2 separate regions of the Mus musculus genome follow, and region 2 is linked to region 1. Evidence: chromatin loops called from intact Hi-C (ENCODE). Cell type or tissue: heart. All regions are shown on one strand.

Region 1 (8,000 bases):
GTTCCGACCTTGCAGCGGCGGTATTGGCCTGGCTTCTGGAATGGACAGAGTCCACCAGGAAAGACTGGGGTCGCGAGGAGCTGGGGAGGGAGGGGCCCTGTCTGCGGAAGGTAGGGTTAGATCATTAGCTCAGTGACCTCCTAGGGTTTCCATGTGCTGTGTTCTCATCCTATAGCTGGTTTGGTAATGATCTGCAAGTCCCGGTGAGCAACAGCACAGCTCCGCCTGACGCTCTCATTAAAATCCATGCAGCCAAACTCTGCACGTTGTAGCAGCCTTGCAGAGCCTTGCAGAGCCTCGCAGAGCCTTCTCAGCTTGGGGGGCTGGGGACCCAGTCAGCTGAGAGGCCGTCTAGGCTCTACATAGGTATATGTGTACAAAGGAAATTTTCTTTTAAAACATGTTTCTTTAAGCCCTTTTAAGTAATAAAGGACCCAGTGCAGGTGGGTGTGTTTGTGGAATTCTGTAAGCGTAGAATACAAAGTTTAGTGACTATTTGAACTGGGCTGAGGCTGGTAAGACTATAAAGCAGCGGCCCATAAGGACTCTTAAGCGCTGGAGCAAAGGAGCCGCCCCGCTTCCCGCTTCCCAGTCTGCCTAGCCCAGCGGGGGCTGCCCCCATTCCTATAGCCCAGGGACCCAGCTTGCAATTGGTAGTGTCAGACGTGGCATGTAGCTTTGCCTTGGTTGTGAGATGATTTCATGGGGGGGGGGGGGGGAATTCCTTGGAGGCTCAGAGCAACTGGCCCAAACTCTCCTCCAGTTGGAGGCTCGAGCGCCCTCAGAAAGGACCCTGGCCGATGTCCCCGCAGAGCTGAGGTGCTGTTGTCAGGGCTAACTTGAAATCTCTTCCCGTGGTGCCCATCCTCTGACTCTATAGCACCAGCTTGGACAGGTTGAGGTCTCTGTGGCTTTGTTGAGGCTGCTTAAGCATTCTCACCACCATGTCCCTCTTCTGCATTAGCACTGCCTCCTGCTGCAATAATTTAATAAAGTCTTTGTAGTCACTCAGTCAAAAATAAAAAATAAAAATAAAAAACATAATGCTTCGTACAACTGCTAAAAAAAAAATGAGAACTTGGGTATATATTAAAGATAAATGTGCTGAAAACTCCAGACACTCGTAAAAGAAAGACTGGATCAGTTGTAATCACAGACTGATCGACAGAGTAAAAATTTTACCTCTCCCCTAACTGACACCCATGTCACTGCACTGGTGTAATTCTTTCTGTGGCGCTAGAGCAGTGATCTCAACTTTCCTCGGGCTGCAATCAGTTAACACAGTCCCTCATGCGGTGGCGACCTCCAACCTTCACAATCCATAACAATTTGCTACTGTTATGAATCTTAATGTAAATATTTGATATGTGACCGTGCCAAGGGTTGTAGCCCACCGGTTGAGAACCACTTCTCCAGCGACTTATTTTGTTTGTTGGTGGGCTCACTGGGGTTTGGGTATGTAAACAATTGTGACACCTATAAACTTAGTCTCATTTCTCCTTTCTGAGCCTGTATTATTTTATTTCCGTTTTCCTTATTCTACTGGCTCGGGCATATCGCACCATGTTTGAAGTGGCAGAGAGTTATCGGGACATAGACACTTTGCCTTGTTCCAGCTATAACCAGAATAGAAACCCCTGCTGCCCCTCGGTATGGGTGCCAACGAGCAGACAGGATCAGTGCTTCCCTCAGAGGGCTGGCAACCTGGTGGAGAAGCATGACTTTCTCCAGTAACAAGTTTTATAAGAAACCAGAACACCGACCATTCAGTCCTGCCTCTCTGGTCACGTTGCTCCTCTTGTCTTTGGATTCGTCATGCTGGTGGGTTTGTCCTTATTTCCTCTTGCCCGCCCTCCTTGTTATCACCCTTCCCTGTGTAGGGAGTTTTATACACCCAGGCCAGCCTTTGAGTCACCATTCTTCCCAACCATTATCTGAGTTACCTTTAGGTTAAAGATTAACTCCCGTCAGTTAACAATGTGCGCTTTCTGGGCAGCACACAGTGTGTGCGTCCAGATTCCTGCATACAGTGAGAAGTACAAATGGCCTCTCATGACTCAAGAGAGACAAGAGCCTCTATCCTTTTCAACAGTATGAAGTACAAGTGTGCTCATTTAGAGCTTAAAGTGTCCCCATCTGTCCCCTTCACTATCAAGGCTCAGCAGGATGTGTGCTTTGAGAAAGCCATCAGTGTCTTGGAGTCTGTGCAGATCGATAAAACAAAAGCATCCAAAACAGATATAAAAATGAATCGGCAAGCTTGGGAGGATTCACCCTCCTTGATTTTAACACTCAACATGAATGGAGGATATCCACAGCAGGACAGACAGATAAACAGACTGAGGAGTCAGAATAGATACTCCAATGTGAGTCCACAGAAATACACCCAGCTCTTCCTGACAAGGGCCTACAAGCAAGTCAGTACAAAGAGAACGCCATTTCGCCATGCAGTGGTCGAGTTATTAAGGGAGGAGTATGAACCTCAATCTAAACCTTACAGATGGTTCAAAATCTGACCCCAAACTGTAAAAGTTTTAGAAGATATTATAGATAAAAATCTTCAGGATCTAGACTTGATGAAAAATTATCTCATTGACTCAACATTATAATTCGTAGGAGAAAAAAATTAAAATAAAACCAAGTTAAAATTAACTAAAGTTTAAAGTATTTGTGATGGAAAAGATCCTATTATAAGAGTCTGAAAAAGAAGGCACATGGTGTGAGAATATATCTGCAACTACTGCAGCGCCGGATCTAGAATTTGAAAAAAAAAATCAGCATGTAACAAAAAAATTAAGTAATTTCCAGGAAGTATGCAAAAGATATAATAAGATATTTTTAAAAGAAGAATTTACAAATGGTAAATAGTCCCATTGAAATATATTCAACACCCGTAGGAAACTGTACAAATTTTGACTGCTATAAGATATCTATAAAAGCAAATGTGAAAAATACGTGGATTTAGAACAAGTGACCATATAAAGTATTACAGCTGCTGTGGGGAATAAAGACCCAGATACGCACTTACTGCGTAACAAAGCAACTCTCTTCATGGTCACTAAACACACAGAAATAAAAACATTTTGTTCACACAAAACCTGGGAACCCCATAGTTGTTCTATATGAAACAGATTAAAAACTAGAAATCTTCCACAAAATGCCCATCCGAGGGGAATGAGTAACCCGAGTTGTACATCACGTCAAGGACCTTATTTGCTGATATAAAGTAACATAAAGGGACTGGGCACAGGAAGGTGTGCCAAGTGGGGAACGCTTTCAAAAGGTTGCATTGTGTGTCTCTATGTACGTGGTGAGAGTTAGTGAAGGCTGGTGCGTTCATTTTAGTAAACAAAGGAATGGATGAGTGATTTCAGGGATGGGTGTAGGAGTTTGATGCTTATACGCAGAACATTTTGGTGAATGAAAATTCTTATCGTTTAGTAACAGGACAACTTACTGAAAGCGGTCTTGCTCCTACGATCCTTTTTCTTTAAGCAGAACAATTCCAAGACTGGCCAGCAGGGGGCGAACAATTCCTCAGCGCAGAGCGACCGCTGTTTAGTTTTTTCTGCAGCTCACATTCATTCTGCCCTGATGCTCTTACATGGGGGCGGTTTTTTACATTTCTTGTGATTTGTTTGTTTGTTTGTTTCATATTAGTAACAATCAAGCGTGTTTTCCATCTGTACCCAGGACTTAACATCCGTCATAGCAACGCAACCTTCCACATTCACTGTGATTTTTTTTAAGTGATGGTTTATAAATCAAAACATAAAATTCTAATTTTAACTAATTTGAAGCAAATTACATTTCAGTAGCATTAAATATATTATCATTGTTTAGGACAAGATATCAAAAAAAATTTCATCCTAGGCTGGGCATGGTGGCTCATACCTCTGATCAGAGCACTCACGAGGCAAGGATCTCTGTGAGTTCGAGGCCAGTCTTGTCTACAGCGTGAGTTCCAGGACATCTAGGCCTACATAGAGAACCCTGTCTCAAAAACAGAACAATGCTTTCATCCTATAAAGCACTGAATGACTGTTTATGCCCCGCCCCCTTTCCCTAACTCCAGGCAAACTCCATGCTACTGTCTGTGTCTGCAAATGTGACTTATTTAGATTCTCTCATCTGAGTATTCGGACCCACACCTTCCAAGTCTATCCAAGCAGGAACATGTAGGAGAAGGGCATCTCACTGTGTGTGTCCACGCGCCACCTTCTGTTCACGTATCAGTGGCTGCGATGAGTCCTGCTGCTGTCTATAGAGGAATATGGAATCAGCACACATACCGAAATGGCTTGGGTCTCTTTAAGGAACAAATACATGTACAGAAGCAGAGCCAGACCTGCTCGTTGTTATATCTGTGTGCTTCTCCAAATGCCAACTAGCCTAGGAATTACACCGAATCTACTTGAAAGATCTGCATGACGGACTCTGGCGGTGATGGGCAGCACCTGCCAACGCTGCGTGCTGGGTTTTAAGGTCACGATGTCGTAAAACTGTGGCAACTGACTCTGACTATAGGAGACTATAGTTAGTCTCCTTCACACAACTCAAGGGTTAGAGGGCAGAATACTTCCAAAGGGGCAGATTGTCTTACAAGGAAAAGGTGGGCACAAGAATGACGTAAACCACCACCACCCCTCTGGAGAAACCACATCAAAAGCTTCCGAAATACAGACGAGGCTCCAACTTATCTTGCCAATCTTCTTATAGAAGAAGAAAAGTATTCAGAGAGCATGAGGGGTGGTGGGTGTCCTACATGGGGATGGTAGGAGGGAGCGATGAAAAGGGAGAAAATTATGTAATTATATTTTAATTTCAAAAGATAAAAATTAAAGGGGGCTGGAGAGATGGCTCAGCTGTTAAGAGCACTAACTACTCTTCCAAAGGTCCTGAGTACAAATCCCAGCAACCACATGGTGGCTCACAACCACCCATAATGAGATCTGACTCCCTCTTCTGGTGTGTCTGAAGACAGCTACAGTATACTGACATATAATAATAAATAAATCTCTTTTTTAAAAAAAAAGTAAAAAGAGGGCTGGTGAGATGGTTAAGAGCACTGACTGCTCTTCTGGAGGTCATGAGTTCAAATTCTAGCAACCACATGGTGGCTCACAACCCCCTGTAATGAGAAACAAATAGAAACCTTTGGGTCTGGGGAGGGAGTGGGGAAGGGCGGAGCGAGGGGGAGGGGCAGAGCGAGTGAGGGGGGTGGGAGGGAATGGGGGCCAGAGCAAGAGGGAGAAGGGAAAGAGAGAAAAAGAAAAAGAGAAAGAAGCCGGGCGTGGTGGCGCACGCCTTTAATCCCAGCACTTGGGAGGCAGAGACAGGCGGATTTCTGAGTTCGAGGCCAGCCTGGTCTACAAAGTGAGTTCCAGGACAGCCAAGACTATACAGAGAAACCCTGTCTCGAAAAACCAAAAAAAAAAAAAAAAAAAAAAAGAAAAAGAGAAAGAAACAGGCTGTGGATTGTCACTCATCCATCCCCTCTTCTGACAGGTATGTGATAGAAATTGGTTATCTGATCTCACTAAGGCTACACAAGTCTCCGTTCTATTTTTTTGTCCCTGTTCTTTCTTTCTTCGGATAGGAGCATTTCTGGGTTAAAAACTTTGAGATGGGTGAGTGGCCCCATCCCTCAACCAGTGGCCATGCCTATCTACTGGAGGTGGTCTCCACAGGTTCTATCTCCCCCTTCTCTGCACATTTTGGCTAAAGTTATCCCCATTGGGTCCTGGTGGCTTCATGTTTCCCTGGTGTCTGGGACCCTCCAGTGGCTATCCCCAGTTCCTCATCCCCCCTGCTGTAGATTTTTGTTTGATTTCCTGACCCTCTGTACCTCTCTCAAATCTCCTCCAGTTCCTGATACTGTCGCCCTTATTTCCTTCCCCTCCTTTCTTCCTTCCCAGCCTCTCTCTTATTTGTGTTTTGAAACAAATTGTCAGCTCACCCTCAGAAAGCATCCAGCAGTTTGTGTAACAATCCCCAGGCTATGCCTGTTCAGGGTCCCACCTCCCTTGCCATGACTGAAACTTTACATTTTGCGTCTATTCTCGAGTGCCAAGCACAGAAAAATAGTTTTGTATTTTAAATGTGACTTCATAAATGAGTGAAAAGATTTTCCTGTGTTTGTTGACGTTTCTGTTTCCCATGAATATCATAGACCACATGTTCACTCCTCCGTCGAGAAGTAAAGTCTTTCTCGATCCATTCTGCTCTTTCTTTAGAGTGATTTTTCTGCTCCCGGTGCACCAAGAGCACATTCACTTCAAGATCTCTTCTGGGGATCTGAGGAGATGTCTCAGTAGGTAGATGCACTTGCTGTGAACACTGAAGGCCTTAGTTCAAATCACTAAAGCCTATGTAAAAATCCAGGCGCGTCCTTTTAATCCCCCACTGGCAGACAGGGAAAGCAGGTTACTGGGGATCACTGGCTGTCAACCTAGCTCTTAATAAAGTGAGAGAATCTTTCTTAAAGGACTGGGGACTGGAGCATCTTACATACATCACACATGCACACATGTGCACACACACTAAAATAAAATCGAAAATAAATTTACTTAGAAGGCATTATTCTGGTTTAGACGGAAACTTTGATGAGTGAACTTTAACGTGATAAATGTGATTTTAAGCAAACACTATGACATCTTGTTTAGAGGCTAAAGTTCCTCGCCATGGTTAGAATGAGAGTGTTCCAGTTACAGACTTATCAGGGAAGTCGTTTAGCACAAAAGCTTGTTTGGGTTTTTTTGTTGTTGTTGTTGGGGGGGGGGGGTTCGAGACAGGGTTTCTCTGTATAGCCCTGGCTGTCCTGGAGCTCACTTTGTAGACCAGGTTGGCCTCGAACTCAGAAACCCACCTGCCTCTGCCTCCCAGGGGTGCTAGGATTAAAGGCGTGCGCCACCACGCCCCGCTAGCACAAACATTTTAAAGGAAAGAAGCCGCCTGGCCTGCTGCGAGTGGGTGTAATAGGAGTTGTCAGCTGCACCATCACGTGATTCATCTCGAAGAAGCCTTTTGGTTCTGTCAGCTTTTCATGGGACAGCGACGGATAGGATGATTGTGGCGACACAGCACTGTTAGTTCTCTGAACCTGAGCCTAGTTTCATCCCATGACCTTGGATTTCACAGACAGGAAGTAGTGGGGAAATATTTCTCCTCCCTGGGAAGATACCCAGAAGCAGATGACAGCTGGCTTGTCCCAGCTGCTGTCTGGTTGCTGCTAGCTCTTTGCCTCTTTCCAGAAGGTCTGGTGTGACTCGGTGGGTGTGATAACCCAGGCACTTGCACACACGGCCACCTTTGTCAAGTGTGTGCAACTCTGCCAGCAGTGTGCTGCAGCTCTGTGGTGTGCTTTGTGTGAGAAGGCAAAGCCCAGTAAAGGCTTTTTTCCCTCCTCCATCAGAGGGCAGCAGGCTTTCTCCAGGGTGGAGTCACGGAACCAATTGTAAAAGGCCCTTGAAAGGCAACTTTACTCTTTTTAACTTAAAAAATATTCTGATTGTGCACCAGTACAGTATCTATAAATAAACTTCTTTTTAAAAGTAACCCACTAAAGCTGGAGCCGTGGAAGGCTTGCTTTTGAAATCCCAGCACATGGGAGGTAGAAGGGTCCTGAGTTTCTTCAGAGGAAATGAGGGCAGCCTGGGCTACAAGAGACCTTGACTCAAAAAAAAAAAAATAGTCAGAATTAAATGAATACAGAAATTGAAAATACCAACCGTATTTCCCGTGCAATTGTGCCCTAACCTTCCTGCAATGTGTGTGCCCTCAAGTGGATGTTTTGGTAGGAATGACCCAATGTTATCTGCTCACTGGGCATGCTTTGAAGGTCTGTCCTAGACAGAAATGGATGTAAAGTTTGTTTCTGCTTTTAGTAACTTGTGACTTTGGCAACATGACAATAAATATCTGAAAAATTATATGTCAATGTGAAAACATGCTTGTAACCACTGGGAAAAGTTTGCTGCACTACTGACCTACAGTCCCCG
Region 2 (8,000 bases), 81 kb after region 1:
TCCAAAGCACAAGACGTCCTGGCATGAATGAGGGAGGTTTGTTTTGGCCTTTTTATATATCCTTGTCTGGCCACACCTGAGTTGTGTGTGCCAATGGGGAAGAAAGCTCAGGGTTACATTTCTGATCCTGAACCTAAATTACGACAGGCTTAGCACGGGCTCTGCTTAGGCATGCTGGCTCTCATTCATCCCGGTCATTCATGACTTCTTCCATCACCGTCATCCAAATAAAATACTATCCCCGTTTTTATCTTACCTATCCGAGTTACAGCCGAGTGCCAAGTATGTTTGGATTCCTCACATTCTGACTTTATAACTGAGTGTTCTGTCTTCCCATGATTCTAACTAGAAATAAAGTGTGTAGTGTATTCATTCAACCAACCAAATGCTGATGGCAGTCAGGTACTATCAGAGACCCAATAGAAACACAATGAACCCTGGGCTCCTTGGTCCTCCGTACACATTGGAGCATTTGAAACAAATGCCTTTAGAGACAAATTTTAGACTGTTCTAGCTTTGGAGATAGCCTGGTCATCTTGAAATAAAATGCTAAAGCCATGGAAGGCACATGTTAAATTTGAAAGTCAATGGACAATGTCGATCCAAACCCGACTGAGAGAGTTATTCTGAATACTGTAGGATAGATATGGGAAGAGGGAAGAAGCTAGAGAATTAACCCTAGTCTAGCTAGACCAAGGCCAACTTCTACCTCTTAGAAAGAGCTCTTTAACGGGAGTAATGCTTTAGAAGATCTACTAGAGCTCACACTGCAAACTACTTGAAAGCTACTAGTCCTTTTAGAACTAGAATGGGGAGCAATGGTATTTTAGATAAATACCTGAGCCCAACTTTAGGAGTGAATATTTCAGTTCAAACTTGATCTGGACCTAGGCAAGGGCATTTCATATGTAACTGCTATACTTCAGATTGCAAATATCTACCCAAAGCTTCATGAGATAAAACTCTTAGTCCACAGGGCAGTGCTATCAGGAGGTGGGAGATTCTAGAATCTACCTCGTGGGAGATTCGTGGGTCATGGATGGTGTTCAGTCAAAGGGGACTGTGGGATCCTAGGCTCCATCTGTGTTTGCTCATCCATCCTCATTTCCCCCTCCAACACCCAGCGCTCTCAGCAGAGGCCCAAAGTAATGTACCGGAACCTCTGCTACCCTGATTTCATACCACGATCTGCTCAGCCTTTTCCCTTGGCAACTTAATTATCAACGTAGTTCAACGCAGCCAGGGAATGCTAACACACGTACGTCACAGAGGACACTGAGAGCAGTGCCTGTTTTTCTCTCTTGCTGTTTCCTTAGACCTGCTGAGTACCTAGGCAGAAAGTCCTGAGATGAAGCATCACCCAGGCAAGCAAGGCTAGGACGAGATCCCCATTCTCCGTTGACTCTGATGTAACTACATTCTTTTCACTAATTAGAGAAAATCTAAGAAAAGCACACGATCGTATCATCACTACTTCATCCTCCCCCTGCAAGCAGCCCTGTGATTATCCTGTCCGATTAGAATCCTGTGGCCAGGGAGTGGGGGGCCTCCCTGATCCTAACCCCAGGATGCAATTAGTCCAACCTGATTCTTCAACTTCATACAAAATGTGCTGATGCTTAATCTGAAAAAAGAAACAAGATAAATCCAATAATTAAGGCTGTCTCTCGAAAACATGTCCCAGAGCTCTTTGATGACAGTCGTCAAATTCCTTTGAGGGCTTCTGATAGAGGGTTATTAAAGTAGAGGAGGAAAAGAGAAAAAATAGGTTTCACTTCCAGCTGAGTCCTGAACTAAGAGCTCCAGTGAGAAGCGGCTTATATTTTATGCCTCTCTGGAGTCCATCAAAAGACATAAAGCTGCAGCTGGAGAGATGGCACAACAGGTAAGTACCTTGTTGCTCCTACAGAGGACCCAGGTTCAGTCCCCAGCACCCACATAGTGGCTCACAACCATCTGTAAACTACAGTTCCAAGGAATCCAACATCCTCTTCTGGCCTCTGTGGGTACCAGGCACACACACACAAGGTATACAAACATACACACATGTATACATATATGTATATACATATGTATATATGTGTGTGCGTGTTCATGTGTGTGCATACATACAATGGAATTGGAGGAACTATTACATTACTCTGGGCCTCTGTTGAGAACATTGGACAGCTGGAGTGGGGGATATTTATATATATGTGTGTGTGTGTGTGTATAATATATATTTATATAAATTATATATGTAATATATTCACACATATATGCTAAACAGTCACACACATAAACTAAAAATATATAAATATCTAAAAATTATCTGAGACAAGAATTTGTTCTAATTCATAAAATATGCCGTAACCAAATATACCAAATATTCATAGTTGATCTGTTTGAGGAGATTCTAGGGCATGCAGCAATTTCTGAAGTGTGCCATCAGAGCCGTTTGTAATGCTGGAATACTGGCCAACCAAGCGACCGCAGGTGTCAGAGTGAAAACTCTGTGATCTACAGGTGGACCTGTGCTGACATCTATTGTGGGCCTGTATGCAAATGAGTAAAACTGAATTCAATAACTGGAAACCCTTCAATGACTTATAGTAAGTTTATAAATATGCCTTACAATTTCATAAACATTCAGTGTGTCTTCATTGAGTATCTCACAGTAGGTAAGAGTACTGAAACTCAATAATTTAAGTAGTCCTGTAACAATTGCGATCTTCCATTAAAAAACATACAACAAAAAGTCTTACTAGACTCAAACTCACTAAATGCCCATCAATATCATATGAGTGACATACGATACAAAATTATATCCTGGGAGACAGCCGCCTGCGGTTTGGGAGACTTCTTTGAACCTCAGACTTATTTTTAAAAAACTAAGGATATGACACCATCCCTTAAGTCTCGGGATTCTGGTTCTCAAAGTGCTACGGTGTCTGCATAGAACCTAAGAACAGTGGAAATGGAAATGATGTCAAAAGGAGACTTTAAACATCGGAAAGATTTTTCCACAAAACAGCGCTCAAGCCAGAATGTGTAAGAATATGTTTTAGGGTGTGCTAGTCACAGAAAGCTGTGGTTTGCACGTACTATAAAATAACTAACTACCTCCTCCTTCAGTTCTGAATTTATTTCCCGCAGTCAGTCCCATTGAAACTATGCTATGCGCTCTCATTTTAACACAACACAGCGGAGCTTGAGAAGAATAATGGAAGTCCCCACCAATACTTAGAACCACCACACAGGACTCAGCCTTTCTGACCCAAGGAAGATCCCGAGTGAAAATCGGCGTCCTGTTTCCAGAAGTTGGTTGTGGATGCTACAACTGGTCTAACAGAAGAGCAGAGGGATATAGCAGGCAACTGTGCCTCCGGGCAACACACAAACAGCGCTGTCTGTGGTTCAAAGAGTGGGCAATGAATCCCGGGCCTCTTCCCAGTCACATAAACATGAACGTCAATGGGGCTTCTAAATAACTGTCTGGAAATACCACTACAGAGCCAAGCATGGGTGTTTTCTAAAGTTCCCGATACTTTCAAAAGCTGTGATAAATCTTTCAACTGCAATAAATTCACCTAAAGCCACGAGCACCACCTGTACCCTGACCTACGCCACCTAAAAGACTACAAACATCGCTGCGCTATCCTAAGACTAGCCGATTTTTTGTTTCCGCCTCCAAATGTCCTGTATTCTCTGGGGGAAGAGGACGGTATGTCAAGGTGACTATTTTAGCAGCCTGCTCCTGCTGGGAGAGGGGTAAGGACCCTGCAGGTCACCCGGTGCCGGCGCAGGAGGCGCCCACGCTCTCCCATGCCGGGTGCCGACCTGCTCGCTCTCGCCCCTCCCGGGTGTCGGGTCGCGGCAAGCACCGACCTACCAGCGACAGCACTTTGTAGGTGTTGGGGTCTTTGGCAGGGCGGGCACGCTCCGCCTTCTCCAGCGGCTCCTCTCCTAGGTCCATGGGCGCGAGCAGCGAAGCCGCGGCTGGTGACTCGAGCTCGCGACCGTTTCCCGCTGACCCGTGCCGGGGCCCGTGCCCTGCCTGGTCGCCGTCGCGCTCCATCGCCCCGCTCTGCCCCCGCGGGCCGAGCTTTAATAGGCTCGCAGCCCCGCCCCGCCCCGCGCCGCCCCCGCCAGACCCTTGGCTCCCAGCCCTCGGCCAGCGCTCCGGCCCGAGCCGCTCAACGCCCCGGGTATTTGGCTTCCTGTCTGATTTCGGGCCCTGGGCGCGTGGGCTATTTTGGGTCCCTGACGTGGGCGTGTCTTTAACTTCCACCCCAAACCCTGTCCCCGCCCGCGATCGTGGCACCCTACGAACCCTTGCGGAATCCCCCCGCGTAGCCCAACGAGGACTGGACTGGAATCGCTGTGTGGTCTGCAAAGAGTGTGAGATCTTGGAGCCCCAAAAGTGAGAGGATGCAGCGACCCCCGAGGTCTCAAAGGCCGGACACCGGTGGCCGGGAGCAGACCTGCTTTGACCAGGGAAATGCAAACGAGCGCGTGGGGAGGTGACTTTCTTTTTCTCCCACAAGTGCAAACGAAAATTCTCTACCTGGAGCTGCTAAACGTGGGGCACGGGGTTTACACAACACTGATGGGTTTGCACAAACACACATATGGGATGTGTGGCGTCCGGGGTTGCTATCCTATTATATTTACATATTAGCTATTTTAGACTTCCGGAGGCTTCCGGGTGTCTGTGTCTTGCTTCTCCGAAGTCAGCACTTTAATTGATGAGCAGAATCAAGACTCTAACTCTATGTGATGAGCTTATTTTTAAAACAGAACGTGAGCAGTAGGCTTTAATTCTTGATGGGATTTGTTTCACCTTTGATTCTTCAGCTTTACACTCCTTCCCATCAGCAAAACCACACCTCCCAGAACCCAAAAGCAGAAGCAATGTGACTGAACACAGTGACTAAGAAAAATCACAAATTAACAAGACATCCCTTACCTGCTTTGTTTATATACATCACATTATATCACATTCACTTTTGAAGTTTAACGGGTGTAAATTGGGTTTGTCCCCTCTCAAACTGTCAGCACGGACTGGGGAGGGCAATCAACAGGTAAAGTTCTGGTATTCGCAAGCATGAGATTCTAAGGGCAAATCCCAGACTCCAAAAACCCTGTAGCCTGAGCTTGTAATCCCAAAGTAGGAGGCAAAGGCATATGGATCCCAGGGATGGCCAGCCAGCCAGCCTAGCCTATTTGCTAAGTTCAAGGCTAATAAGAAAGGGTCCCAGAAAAAGGTGAGCTGGGCTTCAGACGAATGACAACCATTGGTAGTTCTGACTTCCACTTTCATGCATGTGTGCAGATACAAACCGGAACACAGACATACAGAGAGAGAGAGACACACACACAGAGAGATAAAGAGAGGTAAAAATAAATTAAAACAATGTGAACACTTTCAATTTGTTCTGACTTCATTCATTCAGACATTTAATAATGAATCAACATTTTGAATGCCATATGTATTAAAATGTGAACATTTTCATATATATGCATATATGTATATATAGTATGGGGTGAGTCAGCAAGGGGCTAGAGTAGGATTAAACCGTAGAGAGAAGGGTCTGCATATAGATACCCAAGCCACACAGTAGGACCAATGAGTGACAGCAGGAGAAAAGGCCACCCTCAAAAGCAATCTTTAGTTTATTTTTTATTATTATCACTACATTACAAACCACCCACTAGAAACAGGTCCACCATTTCATACTCAAACATACTTTTTACCCCAAACTTGGTTCTGGGTTGTTTTTTTTTTTTTATTATTTGAATGTTTCCATAAACCAGATGGAAGGCCAAAGTTTTACTCCACTGAAACTGGCCAAATACACGTCAAATTTTCTAAAAGCGCTCAACAGACAGTTTCCAAAGCGGCCTTGAGTGTAAAAGAAAAATCGAATAAGTGTATTGTCAGCAACCCAAAGCAATTAATGACGTTTCTACTGTCCTCATTGGAAAAGCCAATGCTGTCTGCAAGGTTACAATGTCTCAAGCAGCTGAGGACAGCCAGGAAGCATTAAAGACTGATACAGCCCTCTGTAGACAAGACAGAAAGAGAGCAAGTTGGCCTCTTAGCAACAGTTGCCAAGGATTATATGTCTAAGGTGGAGACTCAGAGTTTTTAAAAACAAGAAGGAAATTTAAATCTTTTTGTGAGTTTTCTAGAAATCTTGTACATACACACACACACACACACACAGAGTCTTTAAACACTTTTGAAACCAAACACAATGTAGCCCATCTGCAGGGTGGACCTGGGAAACAGGCCACCAGGATGTGGCTTCTGCCCTGTGTTGATGCCTAGCCTGCACCATGGGGTTTTATAGGTAGTTATGAAAACCTAATTAAACTTCTAAAATCAGAAGAGTACAACCGTGTCCAGCACGCCGTTCAGGTTGTTTACCCACACACATTACACAGCCTTTGATAAAGTCTTGCCTCAGTCTTGTTTACTCTGAGTTCTCAGGGCCGAGGCATCTTATTCCAAAGTATAATAAGATCATGGCACACAAAACATCAACGTGGGTCTGGAGAGATGGCTCAGTGGTTAAGAGCACTGACTGCTCTCCCAGCGGTCCGGAGTTCAAATCCCAGCAACCACATGGTGGCTCACAACCATCTGTAAAGAGATCAGATGCCCTCTTCTGGTGTGTCTGAAGACAGCTACAGTGTACTTACTTACATATAATAAATAAATAAATCTTTAAAAAAACAAAACAAAACAAAAAAAATCAACATGGCTTTTCCAAGTAAACCAAATGTGAAATTTCAGTGTTTGGTCTCTAGGTCCAAATCATCGGCTTCTGGGGCTAAGGACTCAACTTAGCACAATAGCAGAGATGGTCCTCTAAGAATGGAAAAGATTTTTAATTCTTTAAAACTCGTAAATATTTAAATTTGCCCATTTTGGTACCTGAAATGATAGATGTTGCTAAGGCCAAAACACCAAACCAAACCAGTCCCTCTGCACTGGAACTTTGCCACCTCAAAGCTGAGAAACATCCCTTGCTTTTCAACTGATGAGTTTAGCAGCAGCTGCTACATTCTCCAGCTCTGACCTCTTGGCCAATCAAACACTGAAAACATCAAGATAGGTCTAAAAGGAAAAAGCCACAGAGGGCTCTCATCTGTATGAGGCCCAGGAAAAAAATAACATCTTGACTTTTGTTTATTTTTAAAATTTTGTACACCATCCTCATTTTTCTTTCTTTTATTTTTAATACAACCCTCGGCAGCGAAGGTTGGGTGGCTTTGAACATATTCCTAGTCTCTGACCCTGAATCCCTTCACTCGTAAACTGATAGGGAATTTCACTTTTGCCTCCCAGTTCCTTTTGATTGTTCTGCATTTCTCTCAACTTTATCTAAACACTCCAGTCCATTCTTTCCCTAGTTAAGTCACCCAGTCTCACCCAATCACCACGCCTTCGTGAATCCAGAACTATTTCATGAATTATGTGTATTTTATACATAATCTTGAGGAAAAGATCTGCTTTGGGGTATGAGTCCAACAAGCGGGGGGAAGGCAATTCTGCACATTAGGGCTGTCCATAATCTTCGCCACCACCAACACCTCATCTCCGTTCTTCCTCATGGCTATCTCAAAAAATACCTGACATTGATAGACAATTAAAATTTATTGACTTTATAAAATGTACTCATGTTTGTTATTACTGACAACTTATTAGTAAAACTTAGTTTGTATATTAATATAAACTAATATAATATACTATATTACATACTAATATATGATATACTAATGCACAATATGACGTTTATCCATATGATTGAGTAACACATTCAGTTCAGAAACCTGTTCATCATCTGAGGAAGTTTTTTCCTACACAGTCATAGTCCAAAACTTGCTCTGAGCAAGAGCACATATTAATTTTGCAGAGATCTGGACTTCAATTTCCAAATTACACCTGCTTATAACTCCAGCTCCAGGGAAAACAAATGCTTCTGGCTCCAAAGCTTCTCTCTCTCTCTCTC

What was found. Peaks named below come from ENCODE experiments on the same cell type or tissue, not always from the same donor. Only the 100,000 strongest peaks of a DNase experiment are listed, where the experiment ranks them.
Region 2: it touches region 1 in a loop (2.1-fold over the local background); 10 of 42 quality-filtered maps call a loop at or near these places.

Annotation. Positions count from the first base shown.
Region 1 is chr10:24,627,346-24,635,345 of GRCm38, forward strand. No RefSeq gene overlaps it. Among named protein-coding and RNA genes, the nearest start is that of Gm15270, 36 kb to the left of the region's middle. In heart, CTCF peaks have their summits at 3,504 (motif pointing right) and 7,420 (motif pointing right); a DNase peak (open chromatin) is centred at 7,186; H3K27ac peaks cover 62 bases; H3K27me3 peaks cover 199 bases.
Region 2 is chr10:24,707,935-24,715,934 of GRCm38, forward strand. Enpp1 (ectonucleotide pyrophosphatase/phosphodiesterase 1) reads right to left here and starts at 4,225. Exons shown (of 25, transcript NM_008813.4): 1 at 3,872-4,225. The coding sequence starts at 4,057. In heart, a CTCF peak has its summit at 3,788; a DNase peak (open chromatin) is centred at 4,107; H3K4me3 peaks cover 1,841 bases; H3K27ac peaks cover 1,087 bases; H3K27me3 peaks cover 241 bases.